Regions from separate parts of the Mus musculus genome. Here region 2 is linked to region 1. A link is a loop called in an ENCODE intact Hi-C map of the cell type or tissue named here. Cell type or tissue: left cerebral cortex. All regions are shown on one strand. Links, peaks and the distances in the headings refer to the core of each region. The heading gives the core; the rest is flanking DNA.

Region 1 (7,653 bases), core at 830-5,829:
CAGGACACAAGTGCATTTGTGCCTAGCCGTGGTAGGGATTAAAGTGCCATACGGCCCGAGCGAGGGGGGCGAGGCGGGTAGAAAACAACCAGCGCGCACAAAGCGCGCATTGTTCCAGCCACCTCCATTATGCCGCGCTGCAGCCAAGAGCCTGTTTCGCAACTGCCGTCCCGGCGATTGGGCGCGCGCGCGTACACACACACACACACACACACACACACACACACCTCCCTGACCAAGGCAGGGTGCACTCCATCGGGACTGGGAAGGGCTGCCCGGGTGGGTTGTGAGTAATGGGGACTCGCGGGTATCTTGAAGAGCTCGGCTGAGCTCTTTATCGGTTTTCGTCCTCGTCTTCTCGGCACTTTTCGTTTTTTTCTGGCTCCTGCCCCGAGCGCACCCCGGAGCGAGGAGCTTCCCCTGGGGAGGAGGCGACGGCGGGGGTGTGAAGTGGAGAGGGCGCGCTCTCAACCGCTGTCACCCGCGGATCGCAGCCCCAGGCGCACAGCGCTCGCCTGCTCTGCTGAAGACACGTGCGCAGCAGGAACGGGGACAGCATCCTTGCTTTCCAAGGAGAGGCTCCGGGAGCACCCACTCCAAGGCTTCCTGGCACTCTGGGACTTCCCCCTGTCGGGAGCGGAAGCTGTGGAATCCCGCACAGCGCTGCCTGGCCTGCCCGGGCGTGCGTGCCAAGTGGGCCAGCTCAGTCTCCTTTACACTAACCACACAGGGCCCAGGCCCTGGCCTCCTCTCTCTGTGGCATCAAGCGCCCTGCTTAAGCACGCTGAGAGGGAATTTAAGCCTGGGCAGCAACAGAAGAAGGTTCCCTTCTCCTTTGGGTGCAGAGTAGGGGGAGGACTAGAAGCCACCCCACTTTCCAGACCCCCTGCTGAGCCCTCTTGGTGGGCAGGTGGGGATCGAAGGCGCCCAGGCTCCGCAAGCTAGCGAAGTCTGGTTTCCTTTACGTTTTACAAGCTATAAATAAACTTCCCCTTGGGCGGATGAGCGCTGCGTCCAAGGGCGGCTTCCCGCCGAATCCGGCGGGCGGTTTACGATCTGGGCCAGGAGCTGGTCTTACGGCGGCCTGAGCCTAGGGTGGGGCGATGGCTCAGGGAAAGCTCAGAGGTCGTCCAGGAGTGGTCGAGTGACCCTCCTCTTCCCTGCGGGGCTGAGGCGCCTCAGCTCTGAGGGCTGGGGGTGGAGCCAGTTGATTTATGAGCCGTCACCCCACCCCGCCCCTCCCGTTTCACTTGTTTTCCTCATCTTCTCTAGCTCAAGCCCTGTTCCCAAAGCCTCACCCCGCAACCCTGCCCAGTGAGGGTTTGGCAACACCGGGCGGCTAGAGCACTGGCCGAGGGGCCCCGGGCGAGGAAGGGGGTGCAAGGGTGTGGGTGAAGCCTTTGGTGTTTTTTCATCCCTCCCACCCCACTCCCGTACCTCCTCCCAGAGCAGGCTAGCCAGCCTAGCCGGACAAAGCTGGGTGGCCAAAAAGCCTGAGAGGCTGAGATAAAGGGCTGGCCTCTAGGGGTGGGAAAATCCCAAGCGTTTGGGGTAGATCCCTGACTTTCTCAAGGTCACCGGGCGGGGGACTGGAACCATTGGCTCATACCAGAGCAGAAGCCATTGCATCAATCAGTTAACACCTTGCAAAGGTCTCCATCTCGCCGCCTCTTTAAGGGTGTTCAGTTTCCCAAGGAAGTACATAAAAGACAGGGCAAGGAAGGCACCGTGGGTCCCAAGACTGCTTTTCGTCATCGAGGGTTTGCTCTGCTTTGATGCTCACACTCACACTGTCTAGGTGGGAGGCCTGGCCTCCAACACACACGTGAGGACGATGTCTGTATGTGGGCCTAGATAGGAAGTGAAGAGTTGGAGGTGACTCAGGTAGTTGGCTACCTTCTTTCCATCTGAGATTTAGGAGAGGTGAGTTGGGAAAGCTCAAGAGAAGGCCCTCCTTAGCCTGGAACAACATCGTCCCTTTGCCCTCTGTTTGTTTAGCGCTTCCACTTAGCCTCCGCAGCTGGTGGCAGAGGGATTCCTGGCAGCATTAATCTCAGGACAGGATCCTAACCTTGATCCCTGGGGACACCCTCTCCCTCTCCATTCTCTGAGCCAAAAGTCACAGCGTACTAGTGCCCTACCACCATCACCTAACCGGACCAGGGGGAAGTTGGGGGGGTCTATAAAAGGGGACCTTTGGCAAGGTCTCCATTGTTCCTCGGGGGCTGGGAAGCTGACTCACTCTGAGCACAGAGCGATGCAGAGTGTTTTCTCGGCAGCCTTTCCCCGAGTGCTTTATTTAGACAGGCTTTATTTACAGTACACATGTTTTCGGCTCGTTATTCTGGAGGCGGGAATGGAAACTGGGCAGAGCTGTTTTCCCCCGTGAGCGGCGCCTTTAGAAGGGGTTGAGGATCCGGAGCCTTGAAGGATCCCGCTCTCGTTGGGCTCTCGTAGTCCTCAGTGAGATCCTATTTAAGAAAACTGAATGGAGCAGAAAAGGGTGCTGGGAGACCCACAGCGGGCCAACCCTCCCACAGTACTCTCTTACACCTGCATGACAGCAGGAGGGGAGGGCAGTGAGATATCTTGGTGACAAGAGTTCAGAGTGGGCCATAGAAGGTCACAGGACCAACAATCCGTTTAGTGTGAAAAATCTGAAGCCAGTCTGTTCCTGGAGCTTCTTCGTTTGCTTTGGACCTCCGGAGTTCCCTGGCCTTCATCCCCTTTGGTTCTGTTAGTAGTCTTGTGGCTGCTCCAGCTGGAGGGCCTCTGGTTGCCAGCCTGCAGTCAAGACAGATTTTTGGCAGCCTCTCAGTAAGTAGGGTGGTCCAGTTAGGGACTGCAGGAAATTGTTTGAGCTAGATTAAATATTTTACAAAACCTTTTTTTTTTGGGGGGTGGGGGCTATGGTTGACTTCAAGTTGGCAATGTTAAACCAAACAAAAGTTAAAGCGGTCTCTCTTCTGACTTTTAAGGTACGGTTCAGAGAAACGGAGGGAGTAGTGCTCTTTAGAGGAAACAAATTTAATGGCTTTTCCTCTTATTTTTCTCTACATCCTTCTCCCTGCTGTTAACAGAGTTTACTACTCTCAGGCATTGGGTGGTAGAAAGACTGCCCCCCCCCCGTCCCTTTTTGAGGGGAGCTGCAGCTGATTTGGTATCAGGTGGTTACTGAGTCCTAAGCCTAAAGCTGTTAGCTTCTGATTACTGCTTAAAGTTAACTGCAGCCTATCAGGGGTGAGTTGGCCCTAGAAACTGCAGGGACACTTTAAAGCTTGTCATTGCAGATGCCAGAGGCCTCTTTCCAGATCTTTCCCTAGGAAATGAAGGGCCTAAATTCTTGTTGCATTTCTAGCCTCCCTCCCCCCTCCCTCCTTGAGTCTCTGGCTGGAAAGTCTGAACTGCTTTTGAGGTTTGCAGTGTTTCCCTCCATCAAGCCTGCACCCCTTGGGCTTGGGTATGGCCCCCCCCAAACCCATATTTAGGCTGCCGTAGTGTGGGAGCTCTGCAGGGCAAAGCCCAACTGTGGCCACTCGAAAGGAGGAGGCCTGACCTTTGCAGGGAGAAGGCGGATTCACAGCCTGACACTCTGCAGGGAGACCGAGAGCTGCAAAGGAGCCGCAGGCATTGCCGTGGCCCCAGCAGCTCGAAGAAAGCTTGTGAAAGGAAACCAGCTCAGGGAGGCAGGAGGCCAGGAAGCTTCCGTGCTGTGAGTGTGCCCCTTTGAGACTGCACAGGCCACTGGGAGGAAGAGAAACTGCTTGGCTGGGAGGCAAAGTCAGAGTTGCAGTGGCAGACAATTGCTGGAGGAAGGTCCAGTGAAGATGAGTACCTGGAGATGGGTCATCAGATCGGGAGGAGACCTCTAACTGTCAGAAGTCCTGTGTATGAAGACCAGTTGGGTTTTAAACATTCATATTTGAGGTAACATTGTCTACCGAAGGTGGGGTTCTTTCCATAGAAAATAGCAAGCTCTTTGCTGCTGAATCCAAAGGGAACCCCCACATACCCCCATACTCCCATATACACATAGATTTAGTTGGGGCTAGGGGCTTCTGAAAATTGCTACACAGGCTGGTCAGGTTTAGAGGAGAAAGACTCCAAGGGCCTACCCATTCACAGGAGACAAGATGGTGTCCCTTTGGGGCTGGAGTGGCGAAGGTACAGTGAGCCGTTGTGCTGAGTCGGAACCCCTCGCTTCTCCAGCCCGGTTACTTCTACACATGTCCAATTTTGGTGTCTGAATAAAAAAAAAAAGTAGCACAGAAACAAAACCATATGACAAGACTGGCTGCAAACCTTAAAGAATTGAGGGGGGAGGGGAGGGGTGGCCTGGAAGGGGGAGGGGAAATTATTCGAGACTGGGGGGTAGAGGGAAGCAGTTTTGACTATTTTCTAAATCCCACCCACCCACCCACCCATGCTGCTGATGCAGTTCCAATTCCTTCAGTAGATGCCTCAGCCCCGGTGCTCGGTGCTTGAGGGAGTGTGGAATAACAATCTGCAGAGGAGACTCTGCCACAAGAGGCAACTCAAAGTGTAGCCGGGGAGTGCCGAAGCTCAGACCAGTGGCAGGAAGGCACCCCACCCCCTGCCTCTGCCATTCGGTCCTCCTTAAGGTCCATAGCCAAGAGGTCGATTAACACACTGCACACACTGCAGTCTGGGGTGGGGGTGGCAATAAGGGGAAGCGTGGCCACAGGGCTTCTCCCAGCAAGCTAAGTGGAGGCTGCCTATTTCCCCACCCTGACCCAAAGTCCTGAGATTCATCTCTTTAGAGGCCAGCCAGAGACCTCTAAGGACAGTTAGACTTTCATTGAGCCTTTCCATATCCATTGCTCCCCTCCCCCCTTTAAAAGGTCTGTTTCCCCTCCCCCTCCAAGTCCCCAACCCTGCTTCCTCCTGTGCAAGAAGGGGTCACTTGTCACTTGTGTGACTCTTTGGAGTCCAAGGGCCAGGAGCTTTGTTCTTCAGGGGCTTCCCCTCCTAAATTATCCCCATTTCTGTATATTATTTATCCCCTACACTTACCCGAATACAAACAGCAGGGTTTTATAATCTCATTATCATAGGCCTAGGTCTGGGTGACCTCGGAGCTGCCTTCCCATGGGGTACAGTCTATTACGTAGCAAGCTGGAGTTTCCACCATTCTCTCTCTCTCTCTCTCTCTCTCTCTCTCTCTCTCTCTCTCTCCCCCAGGCTCTGAAATCCCAGTAGTGGTGGCTATAAGGGATATTTTAGACTGTGTTGGCTTTAGGTCAGGCTACGAGAAGGCCCCCAGGGGCAGCCTGAGCAGCGGGAGGACGAGCCCTTCCAGTGCCCAGTTGCTTTGGTCCCCGGAGCAGATGGCAACTTTGTCTCCTGGTGTGTGCTTCAACACATTCAAAAGACGGCGCTCAGGCGAAGCCTCACTGACATTCACAACCGATTAAAGACCCGAGCCGGTGCCAGGCGCAATGGAGGGTTATGAATTAATCATGGGGGTTACCGATATCTGAGGCTCCCCAGGGCAGCCCCTCTATTATTAAGCAGCCCCACTGCCCATTCCTGACCCCCACCCCCTACCACAAAGGGGTAGGAGCAGCGTCTTTCGCACTGCCCCAATTAACAGCCACCCTCCGCGAGGTCTCAGGCCGAGTTGCTGGGCCTGCCAGACACTCGGAGCAGAAAGCCCAACCTTTGGGACAAGCTGGAAGCAAACCCTGGAGTAAAGGCTCAGTCCCTGAGGCTCAAGGACACCTCTATCTACCCTTTTCGTGAGACAGGGTTCCAGGCTGGTGGGCGATGTCCGAGGCCACCCACAGGATCTTGGTGTCCTAGGATCCCAGAGGAGGCTCAACCTTGAGGCTCTGGCTATGTTCCAGACATGGAAAATTAAAAAATAAAAATCAGGTTCTTGTATTCTGTGAACCCCCTTCGCAGCTCCCGGGCCTCTTCGGAGCAGAATCTCCTAACATCTCCATGCTCCAAGCTGCCTGGGGTTGGCCTAAATGGCGGGTACCCACGGGATCTCAGGCACACATCTCAGCCACGGAACCGGCTGTCTGCGCTGTCGACGTATTGTTCTCGTCTCCCCTATTTATTTCTCAGGCCTGCCTGGCCACAGATTTCTGCAAGACGGAGCAGTCCTCGGGTTCCTCCTGCTTCCAGAGGGGCCATAAAAAACAGATGGTCTCATTAGGAACAATTTATGCATATATATTTCGAAGAGTTCAGCAGAGTGGGGTAGGTTTGCAGCCCCTGCGTCAGGCAAGAGCAAAATATCACCACTTGCAAATGTTTCCAGTTTGCAAAATAATGGCCTATCCAAAGTAGCTAAGCAACGAATTACTCAAACACTAGAAGGTTGGATGCCAATATTATCACATTCGTCCTGTTCCTCAAACCGTCCTTCTTCTCGGCCATTGGATTTCGGAGGGAGGCTCCCGGGCCTCACACCCCTAAGCCTGCGGCTTCCTTTCAATGACTATTTCCAATCTCCAAGTCAAATCACTTATTAATTATAGAGGCAACTCGAGCAAACCCAATTACCCGTAGGCAACCCTTCCCAGATGGGAAGTCTGTCTCGCTCGGCTCCCACAGTGGCCCAAGTTCTGGGGGGGGGGGGGCTTCTTTTGCGTCCTATTTCTTTTCGTCAGTGCCCCTCCAGCGGCCGGAAATGTTTCTTTTCCCAGACCCTTCTTCCCAGAAGCAACTCCTTTTCCCTACCCTGATCGCTTTCCATCCTTCCAGCTAGGAGACATCCATCCCCGCCCCACAAGAGGCGCTGCCTTCAGGCTAAATTTACTGCCGCGCCAGGTTTAAGCCTTAGGCGTTGTAGACCTGGCGTTGGAATGGCGGAAGCTTGAGACAGAGCCCTATTCATTTGTAAAGGATGGCTGAGGGATTCGCTTGGTTAGCAACCCCTCGCTCCCACTGTCCTCCCTTCAGGCCTAGCTCGTGGCTTCTGCGCACCTTGTTTTGCAGGAAGCGTGCCAGAACTCCGACAGGCCTTAGCCTCGGGTTTGTGTGTGGTGGTGGAGATCTGACTAATGTCACCACAGTTGTGGCCTTGTGGCAATAATGATTTCCACCAGGATATTGTGCCAAGCATGTCACCTACTACCCATATGTATCTCTTCCCAGTCCAAGCAGCCACCCTTAGATGGGCGTCATTTCTTCCACTTTGCAGATGTAACATCCAAGGTTAAGAAACTCGCTTCAAATCACGCAGCTAGGTGGAAATAAAGCCTTAATCCAAAACCCGAGTTTTCATTCACAGCTTCAAAGACACCTTCCGGAATTGTAGAAGCCATAGGGGGCGGGAGGGGGGGACTGTTAATTTGGTGCCGAGGACGCCTGCCTGGCAGACTAAAGCCCTCTGAGGTTTCGGGCTAGAGATTTAATCGTGCTCTGGGACTAGGAAAGGACACACGGGTCAGGGGGGCACCCGGATTACTGGCACCCGTGAGATTGGAGAGGAGTGGGGGTTGCTGCGTTGGTTGGGGCTGGGGCTTTGCAAAGCCTCGGGGAAGGGTTTGGCGGCCCTTTCACCATCGGCAAAATCGCTCCCCAGGCTGGTGGTGGGGAGGACGACGGCCTCGCCCCAGCGATCTGGGCGGCTCACGGAGAGCCAGAAGCCTAGGGAAGTCCCCAGAGGCCGCCGGCCGC
Region 2 (7,653 bases), core at 1,758-6,757, 170 kb after region 1:
ACACACACATACACACACATACACACACACATACACACACACACACATACACACACACACACATACACACACACACACACATACACACACACATACACACACACACACATACACACACACAGACACACACACTTTTTCAAAAAGAAGTGCTCAGCCAGGCATGTGGCGGATGCCATTAATTCCAGCACTTTGGAGGCAGAGGCAGGCATGAGTTCGAGGCCAGCCTGGTCTACAGAGAGAATTCCAGGACAGCCAGGGCTATGCAGAAACATCCTGTCTTACAACCCCTCTCCCAGAAAAAAAGGAGGGACCATAGCCCTCCTCAAGCCAAGGAGAAACGCCTCAGAAGGAGCTGACCCTTGACCTGTTCAGAACCATGAGAAAGTAAATACGGGGTGTCTAAGGTCCTCGGCTGGCTGGCAGTACTCTTCTTTCTTGTGGTGCTGGGGATTGGGCCCAGGGGCTCACAAATGCTCAGCAAGTGCTCTACCCTTGAGCTACACCTGCAGCCCTCCTTCTCCTTCGTGAGACAGGGTCTTGTCTTTACCTTGCTCTATAGGGCAGGCAGGCTTGGCCCTCCAGTCCTCCATCCTCCGCTTCCTGCATGGGCCCAGTTAGTCTGTGATGTTTTGTTGTGTGAACCTGAGCAAACAGAGACAATTGTCCCCAAATCTCCTTTATAGACGTCCCAAAAGGCATGACTGAGGGTGGGCACACTTGCTTAGAATGCTTCTGTCTAGGGGTAGCTTCATCTGCAAACACAGAATGCTGCTTTGATGAGACTAAATGCAGGTCATTCAGGGGGTCCTGGCCTGGCCACTGAGGGCTGACCTCAGAATAGATCCAGATGTCAACCAGCTTGAGAGAAAAGAAGACTGAGGTAAGGAGCACCAAGACAGGCCCTGCTGGCCTAGGAGCACTGTGGACACCCCTGTGTATCCCAGGCCTGTCATCTAAGGTGCACAGTTATCTCTGAGGACTTCCTCCTCCTGTGCTGTTTCCACTGCACAGGGATCCAGGCCCTCTTGGTCCCATGCATTTTTTATTTTGCTATATTCTTTCCATTGTTCTGATGTGAATAATTTAAAGTGATACAAAAGGGGACCTATTAACTCCCGGACCCCACCCCCACCCCCGGAGCCCATCTCTTTCCTGTTGTGCCCTGTTGTGCCTGCAACACCCTCTTGAACCTTTTCCTCAGGTCAACACATGCACATGCAAACTCGTTCCTCCTCCCTGCTCAGGTCTCAGTGGACAGCGGATGTGACATTTTTGTGTCTGACTCTCTCAAGCCTCTCTCATCGCCTTTCGCTCCTTGCATTCTCTGAGGTAGTACATGTGAGGAAAGAGCTGTTTCAATTTGAGAAGTAGCTTGATCTCTCTCTCTCTCTCTCTCTCTCTCTCTCTCTCTCTCTCTCATCACACATGGTGTGGCACTCCCTCGGGGGCTACCCAGGGAAAAGGGAAGAAACAGTTGCAGACAAGATTTGTCCCTTTGCTCTCGATGAAGGCATGCAGGGTGAGTTTTGGAGTCATAGCCACTTAGGGGATTTTGTGTGTAGCCTGGATCTTCCAGGCGAAGGCAGAGCTGCAGCTGGCTGCTGGCATTGTCTGCAAAGCAGCCTTGAACCAGGAAGCAGGCTGGACTCATCAGGAGAAGGCATAGCCAGGATTTCCTGAAGGTTCTGGCCTCGAGCCTGTAACCCAGCACTGTCCAATAGAAATAGAACTTGAACAGCATTCAAAAGAAAACAGGCGAGGGTAATTTGAATAATATATTTTATTTATTACCATTTATCCAAAATATTACCATCTCAGTATGTAATGTAGGCAAAAAAGATATTAATGAGGTGTTCCACATTATTTTCTTGAAACTGAGCCTTAGAAATCCCCCTGCGTCTTTCACACTTAACAGCAAATCTCAATTTAGAACTGACCACATCTAAGCAAGCTCAATAGCCACATACAGCTGGTGGCAAGCATACAGTGATAGTCTAGCCTAACCAAGCCTGGAGGCCGCACTCCAGCCTGCTGCTTAATCAGTGGCATGCAAATGCCCGCTTCCAGTACACTTGAGGAGCTGGAGAGGGGCCCCGCGAAGAGCGCACAAAATCAGCCTCCCTGCGTTACTATTGCTAGCACTGTTCATCCTTAATGCGCTGGCAGAGCTGGAGTCCAGCCCTGTTGCCAGTGGCTTCCAGTTCACACACAGGGCTCTGCTGGGAAATTGTTGACCCACATTCTCTTTTCGGGGAGCTAAGTATATAGTCTCCAAGTGATCTGGCCCTGTCCCCCAGCTGGGGCCTCACCTCCTAGGTATGTGTTTCTCCCCCTTGCCTTAGGTCCCAGCACCCCTCTGGCCTGTCCCTTCTATATATAGCTCTCTGTGGTGACAGCTGGCCCTGGGATGACTCATCAGCCACCGTGGGTGTCTCCGGACGGAACCCTGAACATTTATTCATAGGGTGTTTTAGCAGCTTCTGGTCTCTTCCTATCAAGTCCTGTCTTGGGGAATTGTCCTTAAAAAAAAAAACAAAAACAAAAACGTGGAGATTGAGGATTTGATTAACAAGTAGGCCTCTAGCTGCAGCTCTCTGGGGGCTGTGCAGGCTTGACTTGGAGAAGTCTGTCAATGGTAAGGAATCAATCCCCTCTCGGATGTCTTGGATAGGAGCATTTCTCGCCTTTGTTCTGAATGCCTAACTAGCCCTGGACTGCCTTGGCAGTGGGGCCCAGGAGATTCCAGCTCCTTTCTGAAGTTTCTAGGGCTTCTCACAGGACTGCTGGTAAAGCCTATCTCTTGTTAGTGGGCCATCAAGGCAGTTGGCAATACTGGGCCAAGGAAGGCAGTTTGGCTCACCTGAGTGCCACCCTGGGCAAGTCCTTTCCCGTAGCTGAGCTTCTGATTTCTCTTTTGCATGACCACTGACCACTGTACCACTGTACCACTGTGAGGGGCCTCCTGTGACAACTGTCATTACTGTCCAGCCAGACCTATTACTTCTGTTTCCCCCAAAACAAACCAAAGTGAGGATTTGTAGGGGAATCCAGACACACTATAAGGGCAGAGCAGAAGTAGGGTGAGAAGGGGAGAGAGCCAACCAATTGTAAAGTTCTCTACAAAGTGCCTTACTCAATTTGGGCTACTACAGCCAAAAACCATAGGCATGGTAGCCGACAAGACATTGAAGTAGTCCTCACAGTTTTAGAGGTTGGGGGTCAGTTCTGGGGAGACTCCTTTCTAGGGTGTTCCTCCTTGCACCCTTGTATGTGTAAAGAGGGAGGAACTCTGAGGTCTCTTTGGCCAAGGTACTAGACACATTGGGCAGGGTTCTACCACCCTCACCAGAGTGCATCATCTCCCAAAGGTCTCATCACCTTAAGAGTTGAGATTTCCCTTCATGAATTTAGAGGACAGACCATTCCTTTTGTAACAAGAGACTCACCCTAGCTTCAGCCCATAGTGAGTTCTGGAGGGGGAAGTTACACGACTCATCTGTCTTAAATGTTGGAATGAATCAGGCCTTTCTGGCAATCAGGAACCCTACTGTTGAGTTACTTCCCATGTGTGTGTGGGGGGGTATGTGTGTTGTGGTGTGTGTGTATGTGTGTGTGTGTGTGTGTATGTGTATGGTGTGTGTGTGTGTTGTGTGTTGTGTGTTTGTGTGTGTGGTGTGTATGGTGTGGGTGTGTGTTGTGTGTTTGTGTGTGTGTGTGTGTATGGTGTGTGTGTGTGTTTGTGTGTGTGTGTGTGTGTGTGTGTGTGTGTGTGTGTGTATTTGAGATAAGGTCTCACTATGTAGCTTTGGCTGGCCTGGGACTCACTATGTGGACCAAGCTGACCTGGAATTTAGAGATCTATCTACCTCTGCCTCCAGAGTGCTGCTTTTAGAGGCCAGCACCACCACACCCACTGTGTGAGAGGGTTTTGTTCTCAGCTGTCCGGTAGCTTTCTTCCTTTCGCCCACCTCTTTGCCCCAACTTTGTAGGGTCTCATCTTCAGGTCATCCCACCACCAGGGCTTCTCAGACCTGTCTCTAGCTGCAAGCCTTGTGGTTTTTCACCTCAGTTTTCAGCTTCTAACTCCCGTCCTCCAGCCTTGGTTTTCCTTCTGTGCCCCTCGGGACTTGAAGTAACTTGACCAGAGGGCTGCTGGGTACGTGGCTGTACACAACCCTTAACTCCTGTCCCCTTTTATCACTCACTACTGTGACCAAGCCCAGGTAGAGGGGGCATGCAATACTGAGTCTACCAAGGCACCATCGTCCCTGAGTTTTCCATCCACTAGTGCAGATGAATTCATTTTCCATTCTCAGGAATTCACAGTTTGAATGATTCCCCCGCTGGAGTCATCTTGCTGCAGCTGGGATTCTGTTTATCGCAGGCTGAGGAATTTGCTTTTCCACCCCAGTAGAATTCTCTCCCCACGCCTTCCTCCTCTCGTGTCCCCTCCCTTTCTTCCCCTCCTCCCTAGTTCCTCTCATTTTCCTTTCTTTTCTAGCACTTCTTGGCTCCCCTTCCACTTAATTCCTCCCTGATTTTCCACTTCCCTCCTCTGCTCCTCTCCATTCTTCCTCCACACCCCCTTTTTGGTGTTCTTAGGGTGACAGTGACCCAGGACAGAGCCAGAGCTGTTACGCTGTGTGAGAGAACACTCCAGAGCCTGCAGGCAAACCCACGCCTGAGGTGAGCAGCCACAGCAGGGAGACAGTTGACAAGTGTCCAGGGACTGTGTTCCTGATTCAGTCACTACAGAGCCCTATTATTTCTAACTTAAAAAAAAAATAAACCAACGTTACTTGATGCAAGGCACCACATGCACTTGATATTTGGTCACAGTGGAATTGAAGAAGGATGCTTTTAAGAGTGTCATTAAGACCAACACTATTTGAGAATTTTACGGAAATTCCATTGAGTTCTTTGAAAAGAAGAGTGCTACCTTGCCTTCCCAACAATGCTTTTTCTTCCTGTTGTTCCCTTATTTCTCCCATCACGGCTCTGGCTTATTAGCGTTTTCACTGCATCAACCACAGTGTACCCGTGATCCTGGGACTTTCGAGCCTGTGGCATCTAGCCATGTGAGTCTGCTCTTGGAATCTTGGGTTATAGTCAGCCAGCCTTGGAGCAGGAGGAATCCAAGTGTCAGTTTCCCATCTTCTACCTCCGACTAATTTTTCCTATGGGGTGTCTGCACTGGGAACAAAGATCCCCTGGCCCAGGATTGTGTAGTGATGGCTAAAAGTCACACCAGTCGAGACCATGCCAAAGAAATGAGGTCAGAGCTTTGGTCTGTTCACTTGATACCACAGGGGATGATGACTTTCTGGGCACAGACAGTCCTACCTTGGTTGTCTACCCATAAGCAATGTTGCCCTGTTTTCCATTTGTCACAAAATGTAGGGGAGAGGATGGCAGGTGGTCCATGGTGACTGGTAATCACTGTAAACTCACTGGAAGGAGAAATCTAGAAACACTAAGGTAATTGCGTGACGTGCTGACATCTTGGTGAGGTTTGTTGAGAATCTGCTGACTTAGTTAGGGTTTACATTGCTGTGAAGAGACACCATCCATGACCAAGGCAACTCTTCTAAAGGACAATATTTGATTGGGGCTGACATACAGTCCAGAGGTTTAGTCCATTATCATATGGAGAATAACATGGCAGTACACAGACATGAGAGTTCTATATCTGGATCTGAAGACAATGAGAAGTGGTGCCGATACACTGGCCAGGCTTGAGCTTCTGCCATCTCAAAGCCTGGTCCCTAGTGACACAGCTTCCTCCAACAAGGCCACCCTTCCTAATAGTACCCCTCCCTATGGACCTATGGGGGCCATTTCTATTCAAACCACCACACCGACATATAACAGAAAAATATGCAGACCATGTACAGATCCTGTGTTCTTGATCTGTGAACTCTTCCCCTGAGATCAGTCATTCATGAGGCAGGAGCCTTGTTCCCTTGGCATTTTCTTCTCTTTCTGCCAGTCCTGAGACCCTTGGCCTCAATGTCCCTGAGTGTGAATATTTCTATGATTAGGATTTGGGCAGTAAATTATCCTTTAGGTGGTAGTCTATACTATCAACCATCTTTCTCCCAGGGGACCGAGACATTCAGTCACAATGATGGCCTGTTGGTGCTACTCTCTTGGCTTCCTCCTTGGCTTCTCCATGATGCTAGGATTACCTTCCCAAGAAAGTCCACTTATAGCCTTACCTCAGCCATAGCTTCTAGGGTAGTGAGAAGCTTCAGATCTAAAGCTAGTCTCTGTCCTCTCAGGGTAACCCATCCCCCGACTCAGCACTCACAATCCGTAGTTATGAATACTCCCTTGAGAGAGCCTTTAGAGTCTGAGTTTGGAGCAGAATGCAGGGTACATGAGGACAGAGAGAATGCACATTTTATTTACTGCATGCTACACATCTAGTATTCGCTCTGTGAGAAAGACTGGCTGCACAATGCCCAAGATTTTCATTATTCCTTTTAGAATTCTTGTGTGTGTGTGTGTGTGTGTGTCTACGTGTGTGTATTTGTACATGCATGGGGAGGCCAGAGGACAACCTTAAGTGTCATCTTCAGAAACAGCAGCCACCTCAGTTCCTAAGGACAGGGTCTCTTCAGTGGCTTGGACTAGCCAATTGGCTCCCAGGAGCTACGGGGATCATCTTGTCTCTGCCTTCCTTGAGCTAGCAAGACATATGCTAGCATATCTTGTAGCATATGCAGTATGCCTGGCATGTTTATGTGGATTTTGAACCCAAGTCCTCATGGTTCCAAGGCAAACACTTGACTAACTGAACCATCTCATTAACCTTCCTTACGGCTTTCTAGCCATTTACCCTGTGAGGTAGTTTTATTTCATTCCTTTCGAGACAGCATGACATGTAGCCTGGGCTGGCTTTGAAATCAATGTGTAGCTAAGGGTGGCCTTGAACTCCTGATCCTCCTGCCTCTAATTCCCAAATGGGAGGACTACAAGCAGATACCACCATGCCTCGCTCTTCTAGTTATTTAATTTTGGTTTGCATCTTTTTTTGGCTTATTTTTTAAATCCTCAAAAGAGTAGGTTTCATTTTGACGTCCCCATGTACAATGATCATGTACTTTGGCCACACCCACTCCTCCATTGCCTCTCTGGCTCCTTTGGGGTGGTTCTAAGTATTTTCTAGACTTATTTTGCTTTATGTGTACCAGGGTTTTGCTTGTGTGCCAAAGAGTGTTTTGTATGTGTGCCAAGTGTGCGCCTAGCACCCTCCAGGCAGAGGAGGGCATCAGATCCCCCTGGAGCTGGAGTTACAGATGCTCGGGAGTCATTATGTGGGTGCCAGGAGCTGAACACAGGTCCTTTTCAGGAGAAACAAGTGCTCTTAACTGCCCAGCCATCTCTCTAGCTCCTTTTGGGGGCCAGATGATTTTAAAGTATACAGATTTTATTTCATGTTAAAATGTATTTATTTTTATTTTATTTTTATGTGTCTAGATGTTTTGATTACATGTCTGTCTTTGCACCATGTGCATCTCTGGTGCTCATGGAGGCCAAAAGGAAGCATAGGGACCCCTTGGAGCTGGAGTTACAGATGGTTGTGAGCTGCCACATGGATGCTGAGAATTGAAACTGGATGTTCTGGGAGAGCAGCCAGTGTTCTTAACC

Evidence for each region. Hi-C counts contacts between places; a loop is a spot of excess contacts. Peaks named below come from ENCODE experiments on the same cell type or tissue, not always from the same donor. Only the 100,000 strongest peaks of a DNase experiment are listed, where the experiment ranks them.
Region 2: a loop joins it to region 1, with 2.5 times the contacts of the local background. A loop is called at or near these places in 4 of 42 quality-filtered maps.

Annotation. Positions count from the first base shown.
Region 1 is chrX:11,999,315-12,006,967 of GRCm38, reverse strand. It overlaps Gm34301 (a long non-coding RNA gene), which reads right to left and starts at 4,821. Exons shown (of 4, transcript XR_003953093.1): 1 at 4,422-4,821; 2 at 4,116-4,243; 3 at 3,557-3,884; 4 at 2,232-2,784. In left cerebral cortex, for the core only: no CTCF peak of the experiment used is centred there; DNase peaks (open chromatin) are centred at 2,739, 3,710, 4,602, 5,448 and 4 more places; H3K4me3 peaks cover 512 bases; H3K27ac peaks cover 347 bases.
Region 2 is chrX:11,834,487-11,842,139 of GRCm38, reverse strand. No RefSeq gene overlaps it. Among named protein-coding and RNA genes, the nearest start is that of Gm26314, 12 kb to the left of the region's middle. In left cerebral cortex, for the core only: no CTCF peak of the experiment used is centred there; DNase peaks (open chromatin) are centred at 2,397, 2,671 and 4,380.